Linked DNA regions of Homo sapiens: region 1 is linked to region 2. Evidence: chromatin loops called from intact Hi-C (ENCODE). Cell type or tissue: GM12878. All regions are shown on one strand.

Region 1 (8,000 bases), 180 kb before region 2:
AGTAACTCACATGCTAAAATAAGTGATAGTCAATGGATTTTTTAAATTCAAAAATATGCCAGTTATAGAATTAAATCTAATACAAAATTACTAGAGGAATTGGAAAAAAGATCTGTTATGTAAATACTAACCAAAAGAAAAGAGGTGCAAGAATATAAATAGCTGAGATATAAAATTTAAGACGAAGATACTAATAGGGCTAGTAAGTAATATTATATGTTAATAAAAGAAACTATTAAGAAGATATAACCATAATAAATATATGTACTTATATATATATGTGTGTTGTGTGTGCATGTGTATATACATAGAGAAAGAGAAACTTATTTTAGAAAATAAAAATAGCTATAATAACACGCAGTATCAGAAACTGATAAACTAGCACATCAATATTTTTAGACTATAGGAGATTTGAAAAACGTGATCGACACCTGATACAATATCGTTTAAGTAGAATTCCTCAACCGTGGGACGACTGAAGTTTGGGGCTGGATAATCGTTAGTTATGGAGGCTGCCCTGTATATTGCAAGATGTTTAGCAACATCTCTGATCTCTACCCACTAAATGCCAGTAGCACCCACTGCCCAGTTGTGACAATCAAAATTGCCTCTAGATGTTGCCAATTTATGCATTTATTATAATTTCCAAGACATATTGTGAAATGAAATAAGCAAGATTAGTTGTGTATATATAGTATGCTAACGTTTATATACAAAAGGGGTGGGGAAAGAGTATGTGTGTGTATATTTACTTGACAATGCTTAGGTTGTCTTTGGAGATTTAAATAAGATATTGCTGAGCTTCTTTGCTTCCAGAGAGAACCACAAGGTACTGAGCACAGAAAAGGGAAGATTTTACTGGATACCTTCTGTGAACTTTTGAGTTTTGAGCAGTATAACTGTAATGCCAAATAGAGAATAAACAAAATTAGAGTAAAAAACATACATATAAGAGTTAAGTGATTACTCCAGAATTTTTAAAAAGCATGAGCAAAAGCCTAAAGGAGGTCATAAAGATAAGGACAGAAATTATACCCTAGATAGCAAATGAAAATAAGAACAATGTGGCAAGACTCAATCAAATTTGAAATGCACATACCCTAGGATTCAGCATTTATTCTTTTTTAGGTGGAGAATCACTTGCAGACATGTGCAAAAGGTTTGCTGGGTTATTGTTTGCAGGAGCAAAATAATGGAAACAAAGTCTATATTCACCGAATAGTAGAGTATAAATCAAGTGTGGTGGATGGGTGGATGTATATAATGAAAAACTACACAGTAGAGAAAAAAGAATATAGAGCAGGGATTGGCAAACCAAGTGTCAGAGGCCAAATCTTTCTCCCTGTTTTTATAGATAAAAGTTATCGTTAACACAATTACTCATATTCTTTTGTATATGTTTTATTGTTGCATTCCCACTATATCAGCAGAGTTGAGTGGTTGCAACAGAGACTGTGGCCAACAGAGCCTAAAATCTTCACAATCAGTCCTTTAAACAAAAAGTTTGCCAACCCCTGGTCTAGGACAATGTTTTCTAACCCAACATTGCCTTTTCCATAACAAATATTTTATAATGCCTTCTTATTCTCTACCTAGTCATCTTAAAAATAAAATTGATACAATTTTATATATCTCTGATACTGTAATATCAGAGACAACATAAAAGAAATCATTTATAATAATTTCTTGTGTATTTCAATTCATAAGGGCTGTAGCGTTAGGATACTAAAATGCATAATGAGATAAATACTTGCAGTTAGTTATAATGAACAAACTTGGATTTACAATAATTCCATTGAGGAAGTACAGGCAAATTAAAAGAGTAGAGGTACAAGTGGACATAGAATAAGAACTAGTATTATGATGAGTATTCATTTAAGCAGACATTAATATATGACAACAGAAATTGGGAAATAGCTAACTCAGGTAAGGATAGCATGCTAAGACAAATTTCAGTCTATGAAAATAGAAAAAATGAGGAAACTGAGTCTTCTGGCAAATTTGTTGGCCCTTATCCCTATATGTAGTATTCTAACAATTCCTGTGCTCAGACCTGGAGTGAGATAGTGATGAAATCAAAATAAATAAATAATAACAGGAGAAACATTTGAGTGGGGAAAAACAACAAGAAAAAGAAGTCATGAAATTAAGTTTTCCTAATGGTTTTTCAATAGAATCATGGATTTTTTTCTCTCATGTATTTCTTCATTATTTAAAATAAAGGAGATCCCACATTTTTCTGCCCAAACAGTTGAAAGTCTTGTGGAGTAAAGGGCTATCACATTGGGTAGATTATCCTGTCCAGGCCAGAACATCTCACGTCCTTGCCCACTACACACCAGTAATGTTCCCAATCATTATAACTCAAAATACTCCATACATATTTGGCATTTATATTCAATGCTGTATTTTGAGGTTATTTCCTACATCCACTTGAGTAGTTCTAGTTTGCCGATTCTCAGAGGAGCAATACCAACCATGGGAGATACTTTAGAAACACATGGGTTTGACTTTAACTCACCAATCGGCATTACTATTATTTGGTATAGCATTTGTGCTTGTAATACCAATTTACATATTTGCAAATGGAGTAAAAATTAAACAAATGAGCAGAATTCCCATTGGTGCAGCATTTCTTATAAGCATATATACACATTTTCATTGTTTGTAATTATTTTTTCTCCTTTTGCTTAAAATGCTTTATTAACCAATACTTCTATTAACTTACAAATACCCAAATTTTTCTATCTCAGAATCTTTATTTCTGAACATCATTTAATTTTTAGTATTAACTTTAGTGACATAATTAGGGCAGGTATATATTTGTATACATAAGGAGAAAGGGAGGGAAAGTAAGAAGTTGATACAAGATCTGGTTAATTACTGACGAAGCTAGAGCTAAAACCCTGAATGTTTCATTTGTAAATGGGCAAAGAAGTAGCATTATTGTGAGAATTTGGTGAGGTAATTATATCAAGAAATCAGCTCACTCACTGTTCAATCAATAATGATGATTATTGTCGATAATGTAGGGGAGGAAAATCTTCCTTCTATCTTCTTAGATTCTGTGGCTGAGAATTAAACTAATGTAAGACAGACTAACAGGGCAAAAAAGCATACAAATTTTATTAAATATTTTTCCATACACACAGGAGTCTTCATAAAGAAAATAAAAATCCAAATAAGCTGTTAGGCCCCAAAGCTTAAATAGCTTTTTTAAAAATGTGTTAAACATTGTGAGGATGTGACAAGACAGGGGAAGTAAATTGTGGGGCAGTGACTAGGAAATATATGGGGGAAATTAATGGAGGATGAGTTGTTTTAGTAGATTGGTTTGTCCAGATTCATCTCAGCTTCAACTCCCAGTCTTCAGTGATAAGAATGTTCTTTTCTTTCTGATATGGGGAAAGCACCTGTCTCATGGGAAATTTTATGATTTGCATTTAGAAGAGGGTCAGGGAAACTTTCCTGCACCTGCTGTTTCTCAAATACCTTCAGCTATAAATAATCAATATAACAAAGCAGCGTATCTTGAGGTGGCATGTTCAAGGTCATCAAGCCTGTATTTCCTCAGTATTTGTTTTTGTTTTTGTTTGTTGTTTGTTTGTTTGAGACAAGGTCTCACTCTGTCATGCAGGCTGGAGTGCAGTGGCACAATCACAGCTCACTGCAGCCTCAATCTCCCAGGGTGATGCTCCTACCTCAGCCTCCCAAGTAGCTGGGATTACAGGCATGTGCCATCACGCCTGGCTAATTTTGTTGTTTTTTTGTAGATGGGGTTTCCCCATTTTGCCTAGGCTAGTTTCCTGAGCTCAAGTGATCCTCCCCCCTTAGCCTCCCAAAGTGCCAGGATTACAGGCATGAGCCACTGTGCCCAGCCTCCTTGGTTTGTTTTAATATCTACTGTTTTTAGAAAATTAGCATCCTTTGAAACATACTTAATAATCCAGCTAATCTTGGGACTAAGATACACCAGAACATTGCACAACTCAAAGCTTTCAGGAACACAAGTGTCTGAGGATTCATTTACTACTTAAAGGAGCGGAGGCTTTTTCAGGTACTTATGCAGACTTGGCTCAGCATCTTTCTGAAAAGCCAAGAGAAGGTCTCTTAAAGACCATCATCTTGTATCTACCTGTCAGGCATCCTTTATCTGCAGTACTCTAGGGACTGACATGCATTGAATGATGTCAAACAACATTAGAAGTAATCATTCCAGTTATCTTCTCTCTTCCAATCTTCCATCAGCACTTCTAAGAACAAGGAAAAGAGCTGATCAGCATTTCAGCTCCCCCTCCTTTTTTCCTGAACAGCTCTGAAGAGGCCTGAAAGGCACAACTGGGACTTCCAGTAACACAGTCTAGAAGCAAGTCATTAGCTAAAGGCTTAATCACCAGCTTGAGTATTCAAGAGGTCTCTTAACAACAGCTTCATAATTTTGCTGGATCTGAGTTCAATATTTAGTATCATTTACAAATACATACTTGCTTCAAAAAACTTTTCTCCAAATCTCCTCTTTATTGTGCATAACCTATATAATCTCCGTTTCGTGTTAAATGGAACTAAGGGGTAGTGCTCTTGTACCATTGAACTCTACTCATATCAATGCTTGTTACACTAGTAGCCCCCAAAAAGGTACTTTAATTCTAGGATTCTTGGATGTCTTTTTCTATCAGGGTAAATACACAAACATCAGTGGGCCCTGAAAGGGTATGGACTTTTTAATGTTATTTCATTGTATAAGCAAATCCCAATTTATAGTATAGTCATTTTCCTGAAAACTGCAAAGATGTCATTTCCTCCTTAGGTAAAATGGCTAAAATTAAAGATACTGACTTGGATACTGAAGGCAAAGACATCTAATAATAAATAAAGTTGAAGTTTTATGATGAGGAGAAAATTAAATTAAATTTTACCCCTGAATTGCTTGGACATTCTGGTATACCCTGACTACATAGTTAAGCTTTGATTAGTTAACATCCATTCGTCTCTTAGTGTTTGGCTCCCTCTCTCCCTTCCTCTCTTCCTCTTTAAATCTCATTTTTCCTCCTCCCCTACTACTAACATAGTCAGATTCTCCCACCTATTCCTAGTACACCTTTTAGATATAAGGTGGCAATGGAGGTCCGTATACCCATATACCCCCACGTCTTCATGCCCACGCCTCCACAACACAAAGCCTTAAGCGTGTTGAGGAGACTCCTTCCAGTTATTCTGTTTAGCCATTCACGCTAATCTAGGATTGAGTAATAGGGTCTCTCACTAACAATGACTCAATACGGCATTCATGGCTCGGATTTGACCTTTGTCCCACAAAGCTATTTATAATGCAGCTATGAGAATATTTACAGTGTCTGTATGCCAAGATAATATATTTGGAACATTTATTAAATGGAATGTATTATATTGAGCATTGATCTTTGACTAGAAATGAATCACTGCCGACTTGGTTACTGGCCAGCTATTTTTTGGTGAATAAATCTAAGCCTGCGTATATAGCAATAATTATACAAAAAACAGAAAACTACACTACCACTTCAGATTCCCAGTGAGGTGTAAGGTAGTAAGTGTCTTATCTCAAAAATGTAGGGATTTTACATGTCAGAATATCTTGGTGGGAAAAGACCGTGCATTGAAAAGTAAGGTACTGTTTTCATCATTCTTATTAAGAGCTCTCAAATTAGGTGACTTTAAAGTACCTACTTAAGCACTTAAGCAAAGATTAAAATTGCATTTGTTTTACAAATCAACTGTCAGTTCACGTATTGCTTCATTAGGCTTTTCAGAATTCACTATGGGAAGATGAAACGCTATCATAAATTAACTATTGAACGGATACCCAGGATGTGTAACCACTACATTTTCCTTAACCATATGAAACTGCAGAGCAGACTATTTTTCATTTGATTGTTTCAAACATAGCAATGGATGTTTCCTTAGGCAAGATGTAATAGGCTTATGTTTAATTATAAGAATTACTTTATTCACCATCACTTTCTATTAGACAGACTTACAGATTTTTGGAAATAATTCCACCATTCTTTACTGTAAGCAAAATCATACTCAAGGACAATGTTCTCGATAAACCTACAAATTACATTTTAAGGTATTTTCTTGTGATTTAATGTTCCTCTGTGCATATACTGTGCTAATTATCTAAACTTTAAAATAGAAGCAGTGGAGAAAAACAAATGTCTGTCAATTACAGCCATTCCAAAACAATGTCTGCTTCCATTTTAAATCTTTCTGTGTGTTGTTTTCTCTACTTGTTTTAATGTAGTTGTGCTGGTATTCTATGCAAACTTGGGGAATATTTTTTCTCATAACATTTTAATATAATTATTTCTCTGTGTTTTATAAATATTTATAAACATATTTAATATCTGCATAATATTCCATCATATAATGATTATTTAGTTTATATAACCGCATCTTAATTGTTACGCATTTAAGATGATTTTGATTTTTTGCCACTTAAATATAAAAATCGTAATGAACATCTCTATGAAAAATATATTTATTTACTAACTAAGCAAATACGTACTGAGTGCCTATCATTTGCCATGTACTGTTCTAGATGCTGGAGATAGGCCAGTGAAGCAAATAGACACAGGTTCTTGCCTTCATATGATTTACATCCTGATAGGAGACAAACAGTAAACAAAACAATTAATTTAAATGGCATGCTTGATAGTGACAGGTTGCACGTAGAAAAATAAAGCAAAGAAGGGGGAAGGAATGGGCTGCAATTTTAAATCAGTGGCCACGCAAAGTATAATTGAGAATATGACATTTAAATAATGACAGAAGAGAAATAAAGAAGCAATCAACTGTATCTCTTGATGAAGAACATTCCAAGCAAAGGGGACAGCCAGATGCTTTACTCCCACATTTGGAGTTCTTTTAAGAAGCAGTGGAATTATTGGGCCAAAGAATGTTAATATATACAGCTTATAACACATCTTTTTTTAAAAAAATTACATTATCCTTCGAGCATTTTTGGTCAGTGAAGCTCTAGTTGAAATGCCATTTGTCCATGCTAATATTTCCATAGTAATAGCTACTGTGAAATATTATAGGTTGTATGCTGCTTTCTGAATTTTTTATACTAGTTAAAGTCGCTTAATTTGATGGAGTAATTCAGATACTATAATATTCATATTGCATTATTGTTACTTATTCCTATTTTTTCCTTAGGTTTAATGCCACAAGGAAAATGAAGTTGTATTTGTCTGATGGATTCAAAACTTATTTCACAGTGTACCTGAATGTTTAAATTTGAAATATTTGAGATGGCAAATATGAAGGAAAATTGTCTTAGCATGTGTCTGAGAATGATTCTGCCTTATGACATATATTACTGTAAATAGACTATGAGAAGAGCATGTGCTCATAAAATATGAAATAGTGGTGCTTGTTTTGAACAAGGCAGGGATATTAAGAATGGAATGTTACTAAATTTAGAAACCCAGGAGAAAATTGTGAGTTCTTGATTTAGAAACTTAATGTAATGAAAGGGTTTTTTTCCCTCTTACCAAACGAGTTCTGCTATGTCATTCTCTCTTCTTTCCACTTTTCAAGTATGTTTTCTTAAAGTATAAAAAAATAAAATAAAATTCTACTCTCAAAATAGAAAAGGCATTATTCACATGGTTTGTATTTTCCATCTCAGTCCATGGTGTTAGCATTTCCTATTGGAATAACCTCCTCTTCCCGTCACTCCAATAGTTTTAAGATCAGTAAATACATAAGTAATAAATGATAAAAACAAATATATATTGAATATAGTGAAAAGTTATTTAAATATTTTTAGATGACAGAAAACATTCTGGCTACCTGTGTGTGGATGTAAGTCTTTATGTAGTCAATGTATTAAATATTTGTTGAGGACCAAAATGATGTCACCCAAGAGAGCTGATGTGGCAATTACTTAGAAGCATAGAAGACCCTTCAGGGTCTTGACTCCTTATTTCTATCCTTTTCTCCATCACCACTTGCTC
Region 2 (8,000 bases):
GCTTGGGTACAAGTGCAGGCATAGGCTCTATTAAGGGCTCTTCCAAAAGGCTTTCCTTTGCCTATTTATTTCACTTTATAGAAAGGCAAATGGTCCAAATAAATATTAAGCTGAGAAAGGAGCAGAAGTTTTGGAAGAACACAAAGGAGTGTTTGCCTCCAACCATTTTTTTCTTGCTCTGTGATATGGACAAGTTATTTAAGACATCTGAGCCTCAATTCCTTCATCTAAAACTTGAAGAATAAAATATATCCAATTTTCAGAGTCTTCGTGAGAATTAATGAAGTAATTTTTGTGAAGGCACACTACCCGACGTACAATAAACGCTAAACAAATGTCAGTTTATCTTCCTGACCTTTCATCCCCTGGTTCCTTTCCTATTTCCCCCTCCTCCCCTCATCTCCTTCTTACCTCTCCTTCCTGATTTTTTCACCTTTCCTTGCCCCCCCTCTCCTCTTCCCCAACTTCTTCCTGGCTCTCCCTTTATCTCCAGCCTCCTCCCACTTACATCCTCTCCATTCTCTCTTTCCCGCTCCCTCCTCTCCCCTTGGCCCTTCCTCATGCTTCCTCCTTTTCCCTCTCACTCAGTGTTCCAGGCCACCTTCTGGAAAATGAGTCCTCTCTTTGACATTTTCTCTGCTTAGGTCACAAAGTAGCTTTCATAATATGTCCCCTACAGTCTATTCATCACAGTGTTAACAATCAAGTCAACATTTACCTTTTTAAAAAAAGTTGTTGAAGAGCCACCAGGGCAGAAAAACATGCTGTTTCTGCCCCCAGCCACCTTATCCCCAACCCGTGTGGCTTCTAATATGTCTATCTGAATTTCAGTGAAGTTTTATTTTGAACTCTTTAATTACAGAAAGATACAGGAAGTTTATTCACTAACACAAATATATTCTACAAACACATACCATTTTTCCCCATAAAGTTTTTCTATAGAGATTTGCTGTTGCTTTAGAAATCACACACATATATGTCACAACCACCATCCCTGGCCACAGAAGACCTGAGCACTATCAGCCAGAAGCCTCAGAGCTTTCTCTGTGGCAAATGTTGTTGCCCTCTTACCCACAGTTCCTCTGGCTAGAAGCAGAGCTTATGAAATGTCTGCCACTTCACACAGATGCCTTCAAAGCTTCCCTTAGTAGCCCACCGTGTGAGTAGGTCTCATCAGAGGGAATAAGCTAAATGTTACTCCCTGCAGCTTGTGTCCTGAAAGAACCTATTCCTTGAGTTGTGTCATTCACCAAGCCCTGAATAAACAGTATAAAAGACATGAGGACAGCACAGTGAGGCAGAGATAGACCAGCACTTACATACCTGTCATTGCAGGTAATTAAATAAGCTGTTCATTCCAGAAAAAAAACAGCTGGTGGGAAAATGTGTCCAAAGGGCAAAACTATGCCTTCTTAAGCTATTTCCTTTTAACTTGGGTTTTTCCTTTATGGAGATAAGAAGCTGGAAATGGGATGGAATTTGACGCTGAAGCTAAGCTTCTGGGTTTTTTTTCACAGTTGGCTTGATAAAAATAGAACATACATATGTGATATATTTGAGTACAACAAAGAATAAAATAAGAGGAAGTGAGACTTAAAAGTGTGTCTGTGCTTTTTATTTTTGTAAAGAACTAATATACTAAGTTGAAGGGACCACTTTCATTTAAGAATTTCCTCCAGGGTAAAGAGTACCCTTTTGCTTTGGCACTTTTACTTGCCATGGTAATTTTTTTTAACCAGTGCTGACTCTGAACTTTATGCTACTCCTGTAGCTTTATTCTTCACTATGGTTTATTTGTCCTGAGAGAGAATTATTTCTGAACTCTGCATGGGGGTCAGTATTAAATGCTAATAAGGAAGGGGCTCAAACTCAGCCACATCTTTTGGGGAACACAGAGCCCTCTGGGTAGCTGCAGCCACATGGCCAACACTCAGCATCTTTGGGGCCCCTTGCTATGATTGGCAGTGATGTCCAGAAGCCCTCAGATGGAAACACAGATTTCCGAAAGTTGCCATGATAACTTATTGACCAAAATGAGTCATAAGAGTTCCTCCTGCTATAATCAGACAACCTGTGGAACCAAATCTAATTGTCAACTCTGGCTTCCAGTACCCCAAAGGTATTTGAGCCCTGGGCCTAGATCACTTAGCATATCTCTTGTTAACTTACACAAAAACCACGTCTACAGAAAAGGGGTAAAGAAGACAACATTTCTCACACTTGGTTCGCAGGGTGTGGTTTGCGGGACAACAGCAGCAGCTTCATCTGGAAGCTTGTTAAAAATGCAAAATCCTGGACCCCCATCTCAGAGCAGTGAATCAGAATCTACATTTTGACAAGATTCTCAGGTAATTTGTGCACATGTTAAAGGCTTAGAAATACCTGAACAAGGCCGGGTGCGGTGGCTCACACCTGTAATCCCAGCACTTTGGGAGGCTGAGGTGGGTGTATCACGAGGTCAAGAGATGGAGACCATCCTGGCTAACATGCTGAAACCCCGTCTCTACTAAAAATACAAAAATTAACCACGCATGGTGGCGGGCGCCTGTAGTCCCAGCTACTTGGGAGGCTGAGTCAGGAGAATCGCTTAAACCCAGGAGGCAGAGATTGCAGTGAGCAGAGATCACGCCACTGCACTCCAGCCTGGAGACAGGGCAAGACTCTGTCTGAAAAAAAAAAGAAAGAAAGAAAGAAAAAAGAAAAGAAAAAGAAAAAAAGAAATACCCAAACACTGGTTCTTGACTCTGGCTACCCATTAGAATTACCTATGTTGCTTTTAAAAAACAGATTCCTGGCTCTAACCACAAAGAGTTTGATTTAGTTTGTGTGGGTAGCACACATACAGAATCAGAAACTCTGGGGGTAGGGCCCAGCAACCTGTGGTGCTTCTGATACCAGCTAAAGTTCGAGAACTACTGCTCTAGTCTAGTCGACAAAGGACCCAGCATTGGCTGAAGTAGGGTTTAAGCAAGAAGGAATGTGCATATAGTTATGTATAGGTGTATAACAAGATGTGTATCAATATCAACCTTCCTCCTGGAGACTCATCATCTTCTTTCCACTTCAAATACTCCTCTATGTTTTAAAACCATACTAGTTGATGGACATATCACTTTCTGATTAGAATAGGCTCCCCAAAATGCCGTCTATTCTATCATTTCTAGTTTAGCTTAGAGATATCATTGTGAAGGATTTTATTCCTCAGATATCATTGGCATATCTCAGTTTCATGAGTCTGAGCTTGGGAAAAGAATAATTGTTGGTTACAAGAGCAGATCACAATTGTAGGTCTTGTGAACCATGAGCTGAGACAGAAGTTCCTCCCTCAAGACTACAGACAATGTGTCCCATGGAAAAACTACCTAATGTTTTTCCTCATTTTGCTTAAACATGGTTGTTGTGTTCAGAAATCAGAGCTTTATACTGCAACACAAAACCAGCTCCATATATAAGCCATAAGAGCAGCACTGTGCTGTTTTAACCACATTTATAAAAAACAACTGATAATCTACTATCTGACTGTGGAGAGGTGGTACCTACTGACAATAAAATATCGTATATGAAATAATGAAAAAAGAAAGTTTTCTGTTATTAGAAACTGTTTCTATATCTTAATGCTGCTGCCTAGGTGGCTGATGGGGCAATACTTTACAGAGTTATATGTACAACACCTATACTCTAGGGTTTATGTATTTAGACTACAATAATAGGTCTGCATTTATCTAACACGTAGTTAACACTGTCTTTATAAAGACACTTTCTGAAGTAAATATAAAGAGTGAGACTTGGGCTGAGATAAACTGAGTTCTTTACTTCACTGCTTAACTATCTGGCTTTGAACAAAACAAATTCTCAGACTCTTCATTCCCTTTTCTCTGAGACTGGAATATTTCCATATGACTTCTCCTAGAAGCATATCCTGATATAAAAATTTTGGTGAAATAGTTTATTTGGAGGACAAATTCAGGAAACACTGATTAGGGAATGGCAAGATGAGACTGAAAAAAGGAAGCTAGAAAGTGATGTATTATTGAGCAGGTAACCATTGTGAGCAACTGAGGTTCAATCACTCTAAGGAGCTCCAGACGACATTACAGAACATGACTTATGAGTTGCACAACCTAACAAAGAAGAAGCTGGATTATTCATCCTCCAAGTCCCATCTGTCCCAATGGCTAAAGGCTGCACCCAGAGATGTTAACCATACATCTGGCCTGTCCTTATGCAAATATAAAGACAAAACATTAGCAGAGAGTCCCAGGAATTTGCAGTAAAATGTCTTAGGCAGAGCCTGGAACCGTGAGTGTGTATGAGAAGAGCACAAAAAGCATCTGCTACATGAGGTATGTATGTATCAGGTCCAGTCAAAAGACAGAAACCACACAGTAACTTGAACAGGAAGTGCTTAAAATAAATAATTATTATTATGGAACATAGGTTTCTAAGAAAAGATGAAAGAACATCCTGTGGTGGAGAAAGGGTACCCAAGGAAGGAATAAATTTGGAAAGTTTCCAAGGCTAGGATACAGACTTTCTGAAAAAGGGGTAGACATAGCCCAATAAGAGGTTTGCTGGGTTGCCTGGATAAGAAGTGGTCCATTGTCACTGGACTGAGGCCAGAGGGAAATGCATGCTGGGCAAACAGCAAATCCACCCAGAGGTTCAAGTGGACCAAGGTTGGTGTGAGAAATGGCTCTGGTGTTCAACACACCACTGGTCACTCTGTACCACAGGAGCCAATCAAAGAAGCAGGACACAGAACCCACGAAAAAAGCCCTTTCCTCTGCAGTGTCTCTCCAGCACCCTCTACTGACAAAGAGGAAATATTTACAAGATCCAGTTCAGTATCACAAGCAGTAGTATCACAAGCAGAGCAATGAAGGGTAGATTCTGACCACTGACACAAGGAAATACTATTTACATAAGATCATTCGATATGAAGTAAATGGAATAACGTATTAAAATTACTTTTTAAACAGTAAAGTTCTCTGTGTTAATCTGTTTAGTGTTTCTGTGACAGAATATCTGAAGCTGGGTAATTTGTAAAGAAAATAAGTCTATCTTGTGATTTTGCAAGTGGGAAAATACAAGAAGCATGGCAGTGGCATTCTCTCAGTTTCTGGTGGAGGTTTTCCTGCTGCCTCATAACATGGGAGAAGGTCAGAGGGGAAGCAGAGAAGCAAAGATTCATAACCTGAGGGCCGGCACATCCTGGCTTTATAACAACCCACTCTGCAGGAACTAAGGCATTCCCATGAGAACGAATCCGAATCTCATCTTGCCTGAGTGAGAACTCACCAAACCATTTATGAGGGATCCACCACTGTGACCCAAACACTTCCCACTAAGCCCCACCTCCAATGCCTCCACACTGGGAACCAACAATTTCAACATCAGTTTTAGGGGGGACAAACTCAAGCCATATCCAAACCATAGCATTCTTGATATACTTGGTGTGAAAGTAATTGCAGTTTTAAAAGACATTACTTTTAATGTAAAAAAAAAACTCAATTACTTTTGCACTAACCTAATAGTATTTTTAAAATGAGTGCTTGTATGCAAAAACATCATCAGAATTACTATTTATAATAAAACTATGTTTTTCACTAACATGGTTGATTTATTATATTTTTAAAGCTATCTTTAGCATATGGTCTTTTAAACAAGGTTTTCTTCTCTGTAAAAATGTCATAAATTGACTCCCATGTCCATACACATTTTTCATGGCCTAAAATTCCTTTAATGGGGATCAAGTCTTTCTTCTACAGTTACTGATAAGTGCAATATATTTATTTTAATCCACAGAATACAAAGGCTCTAGCATATTTTTATTTCTTTTACAGAAAATTTTGATAGACAATGGAAAAAGTGAGGAAAATGGTCTATGTACAAAATGAAAAAGCTATTACTGGGCAGTTAGACTGTCCTTGCTTCTCTCCCTCAAAACTCTTCAGGAAACCGCATCTTTTTCTTTCACCCTAGTTAGCACAGAGTCAGATCAGTGCAAAAAAAAAAAAAAAAAAAAAAAAAAAACATTATGAAGCTGGAAACCCCCATTCTAAGCAAACTATCACAAGGACAGAAAACCAAACACCACATGTTCTCTCTCATAGGTGGGAGATGAACAACGAGAATACATGGACACGGGGCGGGGAACATCACACACTGGGGCCTGTCTGGGAGTTGGGGGCTGGGGGAGGGATAGCATTAGGAGAAATACCTAATGTAAATGACGAGTTAACGGGTGCAGCAAACGAACATGGCACATGTATACCTATGTAACAAACCTGCGCATTGGGCACATGTACCCTAGAACTTAAAGTATAATAATAAAAAAAATTGTTTGGGGAATTACAAAAAAAAAATTGAATTGAAATCCTCTAATTTATCACACTCTTCTTTCTTATTCTCCTCACTAGTGATATGTCAATTAAAATATCTCCTTGAGAGGTCTTTATCACATACCTATCCAATTAACCTTTCCTCTAAATGAATTAATCTCTTGACCCATCAATGTGCTTCTGGCTATTAATTTATTGTTTCCTTTCAGTTACCAATGATGTTCATAGTCACTTATAACTCTTAGAAATAGAAAACCAATCTGTCGTCAGGTCTGCCGATAGGTCAGAACATCCTTTGTTCTCCCTTCTCTTTATTTCGTGAAGTTTTAAAGGCTATCAAAGGGATGTAATAGTACAGCATAAGAGACAGGCACAGAAACAAAAAGACAAGAGGTAAGCATGGATAGAAACACAATTTCTGTTTTGAGAGTTGTGTACATGTCAAAGTAATTGGCATTTTAAAGGGAACTGTAACAAAATGGTCAAAGATGGCTAGATAAACATTGGTCAAGTTCATTGTGGAGGTAATGAATGGGATGAATTACATTCGGCCAGGTGATTTCTGAAATGTTTTCTGGCTTGAGATGCTCCAATCATTGGGGAAAGGAGAGAGGCAAGTCTAAGAAAAACTTTCATGTATGACTTGGACTCTACTCAGATGTAACCAAAATTAAAACTCATCGTCCATACGAGCAGAGAAGGTGACTATCTGGTCACAAAAGTGAGAAACCATTTGGATAGTAAATAGTCAAGTAGCTCATGCCCCAACTCTCGAAGCTAAAACAAACCCAGCATCTAGAACTAACAAAGAGAAAAGTTGAATCCCTATATCCTTCTGATACTAGGACTGATTCCGGATCAGTTACTTCACCTGACTCTTTCTGGTGTTAAACAGAAGGGCTGTGGAAGAGACAGCAGGCAGATAAAAGGTAAATAGAAATGAAAAGTAGTATACTTGAGAAGTATGCCCACCTCATGCACCCAGGATGCCCACAGCTCTGGGAAGATGTGAGCCGAACCATCAGGGTTTGTGGGAATGGGCCTCTATATTGGGGTTCAATGATCTTCCTCCATGGTCTTCCATATTTTACCTTTTCCTCTTTTCATATCAAAATAGGAGGATGTTTATTGACTGTCTACTATATGCCAGGTACTTTAGATATGCGGTCTCATTTAATCTTCCCAACAACTCCATAAAATATGCTTTGTTATTGCTCTGTCATGAATGAGAAAGCAGAGGCTGAGAAACTATGCAATTTTCTGCAGCAAATAGGAAGCACAGTGCCTTTAGATTCCAAAAACCATACTCAGCACAACTCCACGGTGTCACTAGATCTCTCTCAGACTCTCCTGGATGTTTGTAAGTACATAGTCTACCCTGCCCTGAACCCAAACTTGGTAAACAAATCTTGAAAAAGCACATACATCTGCAAAGCACCTTAAAATATGAGTGTTTTTATTTGTCTCCTGATACACCTGTAGTACTATCAGAGCATAAAATATAAAATGAGGCTTATTCTATAGAGGAGGATATTGAGGTAAGATTAAACAAAGAGTCTAAACTGGAAAGACATGAAAATAGTTGATATTTAATGGGTACTTATAAAGTAACAGGCACTATACTTGAAGCTTTAGATATCAATTCATTTTGTTCTAACA

The links. Peaks named below come from ENCODE experiments on the same cell type or tissue, not always from the same donor. Only the 100,000 strongest peaks of a DNase experiment are listed, where the experiment ranks them.
Region 1: it touches region 2 in a loop (4-fold over the local background); 2 of 110 quality-filtered maps call a loop at or near these places.

Annotation. Positions count from the first base shown.
Region 1 is chr3:19,359,072-19,367,071 of GRCh38, forward strand. All of the region lies in intron 5 of KCNH8 (potassium voltage-gated channel subfamily H member 8), which reads left to right. Among named protein-coding and RNA genes, the nearest start is that of MIR4791, 48 kb to the left of the region's middle. In GM12878, no CTCF peak of the experiment used is centred here; a DNase peak (open chromatin) is centred at 3,460; H3K27ac peaks cover 1,326 bases.
Region 2 is chr3:19,538,633-19,546,632 of GRCh38, forward strand. No RefSeq gene overlaps it. Among named protein-coding and RNA genes, the nearest start is that of MIR4791, 230 kb to the left of the region's middle. RefSeq lists enhancers at 2,072-2,181, 4,184-4,273 and a silencer at 2,795-2,964. In GM12878, a CTCF peak has its summit at 4,806 (motif pointing left); DNase peaks (open chromatin) are centred at 1,479, 2,029, 4,319 and 4,589; H3K4me3 peaks cover 920 bases; H3K27ac peaks cover 2,918 bases.